Linked DNA regions of Homo sapiens: region 1 is linked to region 2. A link is a contact called in ENCODE Hi-C or POLR2A ChIA-PET data. All regions are on one chromosome and are shown on one strand. The core of a region is the stretch at or near the end of the contact, and the rest is flanking DNA. Distances in the headings are between cores, read along the strand shown.

Region 1 (5,022 bases), core at 411-2,910, 41 kb before region 2:
ACTGCAACCTTCACCTCCAGAGCTTAGGCAATCCTCCCACCTCAGCCTCCTGAGTAGCTGGGACTACAGGTGCAGGCCACCATGCCCTGCTAATTTCTGTATTTTTTTGGTAGAGATGGAGTTTTGCCATGTCGCCCAGGCTGGTCTTGAACTCCTGGACTCAAGCAATCTGCCCACCTCAGACTCCCAGAGTGCTGGGATTACAGGCCTGAGCCACTGTGCCCAGCCAAGAGTTTTTTTTTTTTTTAATGTTTATATGTGTTGACCCAATACTTCTTCTAGGAATCTACCCAAAAGAAAGACAAAAATGTGTCCACTCAATGGGAAAGGATAGGAGAGGGGGGAGAGGGGAGGGGGAGAGGGGAGGGGGAGAGGGGAGGGGGAGAGGGGAGGGGGAGAGGGGAGGGGGAGAGGGGAGGGGGAGAGGGGAGGGGAGAGGGGAGGGGGAGGGGGAGGGGGAGGGGAGAGGGGAGGGGAGGGGAGGGGGAGGGGGGAGGGGGGAGGGGAGGGAAGGGGATCTGAAGACATCTTGGAAGATGCTGGTAAAGGATTATCATCAAAGCTGCAACTGAAAGAAAGAATAAAAAAGGGAAAGGAGATGTTTTATATTCTCATTAGAGAAAGGAGAGCAGGCTGCTTTGTAAAAGCATCCATTTATAGATGACCAGAGAGATGACGCAGTGGCAGTCACGAGGAATTTGGTGTTGCAAAAGGATACATTTTAGAGCAATGTGAGAAGTAGTGGAAAAGCCAGGTAAAATAATATGTTCCAGAAGTCTCTAAGAGGAAGAGGATGGAATCAGGGGGTTGAGGGAGGGAAAAGGAGGGTAGTGTGAGGGAGGAACAGAAGGCAGGCCAACAAAAGGACTTGTGTTAAGATTCTCCCTAAGGGTGTAAGTCTAGAATTAAAACTACTTAACTTTTTTTAAATATATATATTCAAGAAGGCCACATCTTGTGATGAAGGTTGAATCCAATGTTTCCAAGACAGTATCATCCTTATTACCTTAATTATGTGGCTAACCCAGTTTTTATAAATGATCAGGATTCCTGGTCTCTCCTTCCTCTAAAGGAAAGAGAAAAAGTCCTTTGCTCAGTAATGCAAAAGTGGGGTAGGTGCAAATGACTTGACGGCATTAAAGAAACTAAATCAAACTCATATTTAGAAATTACTTGAGTTATTTCTGAAACTTACATCAGTCAGTCATATGGCTGCTCTGGACCCAACCTGAAGGAATTAAGTGTGACCCCGTTCAGTTCAGCAAGCGTGCTCACTTTATCTCACTAAGTTTGCATAAAGAAAAGGAAATCTGAAAGACTGAAAACAGCTCAGCCAATGAGTAAAACTATCAAAAGAACTTGACTGTTCAGTTTTCATCCTTCTCCTTAATTGTGAGAATTCACTTTAATGCATACTTTATGTGCACAAAGACTGAAAATGTAATTACAAAAAAAGCAGCTCTAAAATACTATTAAAGCACTCTGTTGTTTCGGCTAAACAGGAGTCGGCAGTCATCACACACTTGCCAGTCTGTATCACTTGTGACTCAGTCAAGGACTGAACAGGAAATGTGCATGAGCCACCCTCACTGACTCCCATGTGCTGTGTTCTCCTCCTCTCAAACTCCCCCAGATCCATCAGACAACACGCATCCCATCCTCTGATTCAAAGAAGTGATGCTCGTTTGTATTAACGCTCCTCCATGCATAGAAGGGCTCAGCACCACCTAATGGTGCTATATTAAGGTAACACTCTTATTTTTAACCTTTTCCCTGTTTAGAATAATCAAAAAAGTGAGATAGCTGCTGTCTGCGTACTCCAGTTATTTGCCCAATGGATAAACTAAGAAAATTATTTAGATGAAGTACTATGATACTGACAAAGATCCAAAGATTTCAATATAAGATGCCAGATTTTCAAATGCCTTTTCTTAAAATATTTTTTAAATGATTTAAGTAGTTATGTTGTCAAATAATTAATAGTTTCCCCATTCCAACATGTGCTATTGAGCCCTTAAAAAGAATGAAGTAAATCTACATATGTTGACATGGAAAGTTCTCTAAGATAATTATGTGAAAAACAAGGTGCAGAAGAGTTTGTGTAGTGGAGTGCCTTGGTATAAATGGTGTCTCTGGGTATATATTCTTGTTTTGCCTAAAAGGCCATAGAATTCACAAAAGACTGGGGAAATTGGTAAGTTTCCCTACCTACATAACAAAAAAACTAAATTATTTCTTTTAAAATTTAAATTTCTAAAAGAAGTTAGTGGAAATATTTACTCATATAAATATCTGACTACATTTAAAGTAAATACTAATGATTCTTTCATAAAAAGTAATAACCACCAAGTTTTAAGGAAATATAACTAACCAAGACAAGTGACAGCTATTTTTAAAAACACGTAAATAAGATTTATCTAAATATCTTGGGTTATCCAACTCCTTAGTTACCGAATTCTCAGTCTATTTTTTTCATCTGTTTATTTATTTATTTAGAGACTGGGTTATGAGACTGGCTAAGTTTTGAATTTTTGGTAGAGGTGGGGTTTCGCCATGTTGCCCAGGCTGGTCTCAAACTCCTGGGCTCAAGTAATCCACTGTCTCAGCCTCCCAAAGTGCTGGGATTACAAGTGTCAGTGACGGCACCTGGCCATGAATTCTGTCTATTTTAATTCCACTTGAAAACTGTCTCTTTTAGGATCATCCAAACCAGGTCAACCTTCTGAGAGGTTCCCAGTCCTGGAGACAGGTCAAAAGTGAAGCTCAGACTGGTCTGGCACTTATACAGCCATTAGGAAGAGATGAGCAGAAAAGCTCTAAGATTCCACAGCCCAGACTGGCTATGGATATTAACGACCTGCCTCCAACCATCCATACCTGTTCTTTTGTTAATCTGTTTTTACCACCATGCAAGAGAGACAACCAAACTCATACAGTCAAAACTGAGTCATAAGACCCTCTCCCAATTTTTTATTTTTTGTTTCTACTTATAATTCTTACTTTTATACTTCTAAAACAATTCTATCCCTGTTAAAGACTCCTTTCGATATACTAAGTTTACTTACAAGTAAATTTGGAAACATGGAACTTCAACTACAAAGCACTCATAAATGACCTTGAATTCTTCTTACATGAACCAAAGTCTTACAGCCATGGACTTCTCAGACTAGAATACTACATGAAGATGGGAGCACCTATTGGCAAAGTATGATCAAATTATTCTGCTTTACTGAACATTATAAATTCCTTACATACAGCAGAAAGATATGTTCCAGGAACTACTGGAGATCACAAAGGTACAAAGAAATCCTACTCCTTGAGGGTGATAAGGCAAGACTGAGAGTGGAGGAGGAGACGGTGGGAGCACTTCAATATATTCCCAGGAGGTCACGTGCCAGAGGCTATTTATTTACTTTCTCATACATTTTTACTTGAGTCCATGGGAGATTTTACTTCTATGAATAAATGGCTTATTTTATAATGTAAATCAATACACAGACTTGTTGCTGAATACGTTCAACTGTCACAAAGTAAGAAAACTGTTCTAGAGGAACATGTATGTAGTATTCTCCTCAATGGCCACATTAAATATAATCTTGACGTACTTGATACTTTCTGTTAATAAAAAACTGGCTGGGCTCAGTGGCTCATGCCTGTAATCCTAGCACTTTGGGAAGCCAAGGCAGACAGATTGCTTGAGCCTAGGAGTTCAAGACTGGCCTGGGCAACATGGTGAAACACCACCTCTACAAAAACTACAAAAAAGCCCAGGTGTGGTGGTGCATGCCTGTAGTCCCAGCTACCCAGGGAGGCTGAAGTGGGAGGCAAGTTGAGGCTGCAGTTGAGCTAAGCTGTGATCGGGAGCCATTGCTCTCTAGCCCTGGTGACAGAGTGAGACCCTGTCTCAAAACAAATAAATAAATAAATAAATTTTTAAAAAATGAAAAACCTTACCAGTTTACTCTCCTAGCTAAACAGATTCACCACCACACAAAGGGTCAGAGAATGTACGACTGTGTGCACGACTAGCTTGCAAACACGCATCACCAGAGTCAGCATGGTTTTGCTCTCATTATTAGAGCCAATGGCTGTGAATGTGTTTATTCCTTTTAAAATGCAAGCTTGAGCTTAATTTATATGGCCAATTTAACTTAACAGTAGTATGAAAATCATTTTTAAAACATATCATGTTATTCAAAGTAGATATTTCTTTCAATAAAAAGAAAATGTCAAAGCACATAGTACTACATTACAGTTAAATGCAAAAAGGTGAATCTTGGAATCTGCAGGACAAGCCCATTAAGAGTTGTCATTCAAACCTGACAGTTATTTCACATTGTTAAAATAAGCCAGATAACGCTACCTAAAAACTAGTAATGTGAAATAAAAACAGCAAAACATATAAACTGATATAATACCAAGACAGACTAGCAACGCACATTTTATTATATATAAAACCATAAATATCTTTTAATATGTAATATTAGAGGTGGGTTAAACTTTTTAAATATATTTTGATATTTTCGATGACTTTTTCCTATTTGACAATTAATGTTGAACTCTCAATTAATAATCTGATCATGTAAGCTGCTTCACACTTATATAAATGCAGTATACTGTTATGTAAGTCCTAAACTATATCATATGAGGTAATACACGTACCAAGCTTAACACTAATACGTATTGACTTTACAAAATTAAAGAAAATTCTGCTGAATTCTAAACTGAACCGAAACATCAGCCAAATACAAAAGAGTTTCTTTTCTTGTAAAGGCCTCATCAATAAAATTAAACCTAAAATAATTCTCATAAAATCCCTTGAGGTAAACACTATTCTTATAGGTATGGGAATTCATATCAAAGAGAAAATAGCTAAAGATGTCATGGTTCATATTCAAACTCAGGACATCTGTTTCTGTGCTCTTAATTATTGAGGCAGTGGAGAAGGGTTGGTTGGGCTTTGATACCTCACATTTAAAAAGAAACAAAGGAGGCTGGGTACAGTGGCTCATGTTTGTAATG
Region 2 (4,407 bases), core at 1,122-3,621:
TTATGCCAGCCCAGCAAAAAAAAAAAAAAAAAAGACAAATAATTACACCATCTTCCTCTTTTCTGTGAAGATTAACTACTAAATTACAGGAGAAGAAAGAAAAGGAAAAATAAAATGTCACCCAAAGGCCTTAGTGATGTACTCAGTGGAGAGGAGTTAATAAGAAGTCTGTCCCTTGGGGAAGTACTGGGGTGATCACCTAATCACCCATGTTCTGAGTTTAGAACTGAATCCACCTTGGTACATGCTACTGGGTATGGAAAGAATTATATACAAATTGGAAGAGCTTGACAGTATGCTCTCCTTGCCCTCACCTGCACCTGGTGTTCCCTATTCTAGAGACTCTCTATTTTCCCCTTGCAGAAAATAAATCTCCAGTCTTCTGCTAGGGTAAGGAAAGGACATTCTCTTGGCTTCATAGAAGAAGAGGGAGGCTCTGGAGTCTTTTCTTAAACTTTCAGTGAATCCTTCTCTTTGCAACCCACTTTTGCCCCCATTTCCAGAGGGAACTGGTGCACCCACTCCTGAGCCTTCTGGGTTTTCAAAGTGTAAACGGCCTTGCTCCCCCATTGCCACTAAGTCAGTAATCGTTCATCTACCCACTTGCCAGTTTCCAAAATTGTGTTGCTGTTCTCTCTTCTGCAGTTCTGTTTTGTTCTTCTGAGTTAATGCTTTTTCTTACTGTCATTTAATGAGGTATGAGGAAAAAACAGGGGCTATTAGAGATATTCATTCTACCATCTCTGACTGATAGCTCCCTCAATTGTTTTTCATTTCCACTTTTTGCTACTTGAGATGTTAGAATACAAGTTCAGAAATACAGTGCTGCAAACAGTGTGGCCTCAAGAAAACCAAGTCACCTCTCAGTACCTCCATTTCCACATCTGTAAACAGTGTTAGAATAGAGGGTTCCTAAGGTTCCCTTATATATGATTCTCAATTATTACCCCTGGCAGGAACACAGAAACTTAAATCACCCAGACATCTTCAACCAGCACTGCTGCATCTAGACCTATTTTGTTTTTCCTATTACTTGTGCTACCCCTAAGGGTACAGGAGACTGATCAAAACAATGTCATATCTAAAAAGTTTCTGAACTAGATCATATAATAAAACTCCATAAATCTTGAAATTTGTGAATATTTTTTGTAGAAACGGGGTCTCACTATGTTGCTGGTCTCGAATTCCTGGGTTCAAGCGATCCTCCCACCTTGGCCTCCCAAAGTGCTGGAATTACAGGCTTAGGACGCTACCGCGCTCAGCTGAAACGTGATAATTTATATTGCATTGTGTTGACATTTGTTCACTTTTTACCATCTATAACACTAACATTTATGTATGTATTTTCCTTATTTTTTGTTTTTTATAGAGATGGGGTCTCTCTGTTACATAGGCTAATCTCAAACTCCTGGGCTCAAGCGATCCTCTCACCTCAGCCTCCCAAAGTGCTGAGATTATGGGTGGGAGCCACCACGCCTGGCATTTTTCCTTGTTCTGGAAGAAATGATTCAACAATCAGTAGTGCCAATCATATGGCAGAAAGGCAAGTTCAATCTGGGAGAAACAACAAGAACTGCAGAATCCATTTACTAAGCCACCACTAAGCTTATGTAACCAAAATTCCTCTAGAGCTAAGTGGTTCATGCATACAGATGTAGTCACAATAACAGTAACAAATTTTTGCTGGCTTTTGCCTGCCATGGGCTCCAGCAGATCCCTCAGGCAATATCCCCCCACCCAGCAGCCCATTAGCCACAGTTCAGCAGGTGGCAGCCACCATCATCCACTCTTTGTAGATGTCCTCTGCCTAGGAAGGCCCTGCCACTGTTGTGAGAACATTAGTGTGTAAAGTAAGAATGTACAGCCGATGCTTTATATCTAACAATCTAAGAAGACATGGAGGGGATGGTGCCCGCCCCAAAGTGGAGAGATCATCCAAGCCATAGTAGGTCCTCTGGGAATCTACTCACTCCTGCCTGTGTCCATGCACCACACACAGGAAAGCAGCAACCAGACCACAGCCTGGACCATCTATGGAAGGCAAGGTGTGTGGGGCACACAAATTAAAAATCATTTCAGAGCTTCCCACTTTCACTCACCCTCTCCCATTTGCTTCTTCAAGTCCTATAAAGTAGGAAGAGCTTATTATCTCCATTTTATAGATAAAGAATCAAGGCTCAGTGATTCAGAAAGTCTCACAATACCGACCAGGTGGCTCAAATCTGTAATCCCAGCACTTTGGGAAGCGGAGGCAGGCAGATCATTTGAGGTCAGGAATTCAAGACCAGCCTGGCCAACATGGTGAAATCCTGTCTTCATTAAAAATACAAAAAAATGCACCGGGCGCGGTGACTCATGCCTGTAATCACAGCACTATGGGAGGCCGATGTAGGTGAATCACCTGAGGTCAGGAGTTCAAGACCAGCCTGACCAACATGGAGAAACCCTGTCTCTACTAAAAATACAAAAATTTGCTGGGTGTGGTGGCGAATGCCTGTAATCCCAGCTACCTGGGAGGCTGAGGCAGGAGAATCACTTGAACCTGGGTGGTGGAGGTTGCAGTGAGCCAAGATCACACCACTGCACTCCAGCATGGACAACAAGAGCAAAACTCTGTCTCAAAAAAAATACAAAAAATTAGCCAGGTGTGGTGGCATGCGCCTGTAGTCCCAGCTGCTGGAGAGGCTGAGGCAGGAGAATCGCTTGAACCCGGGAGGCAGAGATTGCAGTGAGCCACTGCACTCCAGCCTGGGCGACAGGGCGAGACTCCATCTCAAAAAAAAAAAAAGTCTCACAATACATAGTGTCATTTAAGTCAATAAACAGCCCTTCTAACTCCCAGTAAAACGGCTGTTTTACTATTAGTAATATTTATTTTACTTAAAAAGTAAATACCTGTCTTCATAGTGGCAAAACACTACAAGGAATATGATGTATCAATAGGTGAACAGTTAGTAAAAAGATGAGGAGTCGGCCGGGCTCGATGGCTTACGCCTGTAATCCCAGCACTATGGCTCATGCCTGTAATCCCAGCACTTTGGGAGGCTGAGATGGACAGATCACGAGGTCGGGAGTTCGAGACCATCCTGGCCAATGTGGTAAAACTCCGTCTCTACTAAAAATACAAAAATTAGCCAGGTGTGGTGGCAGGCACCTGTAATCCCAGGTGGCTGGGAGGCTGAGGCAGGAGAATTGCTTGAACCCAGGAGGCAGAGCTTACAGTGAGCGTCGCGCCACTGCACTCCAGCTTGGGTGACAGAGAAAGACTCCATCTTGGGGGGAAAAAAAACAATGAAGAGTCAGAGATGTGACACGGGACAATAGATAGCAAGAAGAAGAGAAGCAGGACATGCTAAATCAACAAAGATTTAATTTCTAAAGATTGGTGTGTGGTTTTTGCTGCTGTTCAGAATAGTTTCTTGAGCTGCTACACAAACATGGCCAGGCTATCCTTTGATATGTGTGTTTCGTATATCAGTGAAGCAGAGAAGCACAGGAGAGATGGGAAACTGACAAGAAGCAAAAGGAAAGAAGGGGCCTCCCTACTCTGCTCAGGGAGGCCCCTAGAAGTAAGAGGAGGACATGAGGCGCCAAACAAGCATGGGGTGAAAGGAAACAAGAGGTGAGAGGCCCAATGAGATGGAAAAAGTAAGTATTAAAGATGACTGGGCTTGGAACAAGATGAGGGTAAAAGTCAGAAGTCAGAGGCGACAAATAGATAAAAGGCAGATAAAAAGTGAGAAGAGAGGAGATAAAGGGCAGCTCGGGCAACTTCCAGTCAGAGATAGCAGAATGAGTGCACAGCCTCTGTTCTTTCTCATACCTCACTGAATGAGTAGGGAGGAAAACATAAGCATTAACCATAAGGACAAAAAAGAACCAAAGTGATAGCAGCGACAAAATTTGAAATTTGGAAAGCAGGTAGATAAGCAATACATGTCTCAGCAGAGCCAAGAAAGCTGAATCCTAAGTGGCAAACACAGGGTAGGGATGGGAAGGTGGTGAAGAGACTTACACTATGAAAATACATAGGAAGGGGAGAACCAATTCCCTCTGGAAATGGTGGCAAAACGTTATAAACAGGAAGATAAGAAAAGACTCCTAGATCCTCTCTCCTCTTCCAGGAAGCCAAGAGAATGAATGTCTTTTCCTCACCCTACAGAAGACTGCAGTTATTTTCTAGAAGGGCAAACAGAGGGTCTCTAGAATGGGGGACACTAGGAAGAGTTGAGGGCAAGAATATTATATTCCAAAAAAGAGATAAAAAATGGGATATGTCAGCCAGGCGCGGTGGCTCACGCCTATAATCCCAGCACTTTGGGAAGTTGAGGCAGGCAGATCATGAGGTCAGGAGACAAGAGACCATCCTGGCCAACACGGTGAAACCCCCATCTCTACTAAAATACA

Evidence for each region. A loop is a pair of places that touch in the nucleus more often than their neighbours do. ChIA-PET counts read pairs that join two places held with the same protein, here RNA polymerase II (POLR2A). Pooled maps may share reads with other maps.
Region 1: a map of K562 shows a loop between it and region 2 (2.6-fold over the local background). The contact joins two enhancer-like sites. A Hi-C loop is called at or near these places in 10 of 168 maps with a recorded cell type or tissue (A673, CD4-positive, alpha-beta T cell, CD8-positive, alpha-beta T cell and 7 more) and 10 of 50 pooled maps. POLR2A ChIA-PET finds 5 or more read pairs at or near these places in 16 of 52 experiments (CD4-positive, alpha-beta T cell, GM12878, H1 and 10 more).

Annotation. Positions count from the first base shown.
Region 1 is chr12:50,594,214-50,599,235 of GRCh38, reverse strand. All of the region lies in intron 1 of DIP2B (disco interacting protein 2 homolog B), which reads right to left. Among named protein-coding and RNA genes, the nearest start is that of DIP2B, 92 kb to the right of the region's middle. Within about 2 kb of position 1,660, at least 13 of the 41 ENCODE cell types and tissues checked have a DNase peak (open chromatin) inside an H3K27ac peak, as active enhancers do.
Region 2 is chr12:50,554,940-50,559,346 of GRCh38, reverse strand. All of the region lies in intron 1 of DIP2B (disco interacting protein 2 homolog B), which reads right to left. Among named protein-coding and RNA genes, the nearest start is that of DIP2B, 52 kb to the right of the region's middle. Within about 2 kb of position 2,371, at least 4 of the 41 ENCODE cell types and tissues checked have a DNase peak (open chromatin) inside an H3K27ac peak, as active enhancers do.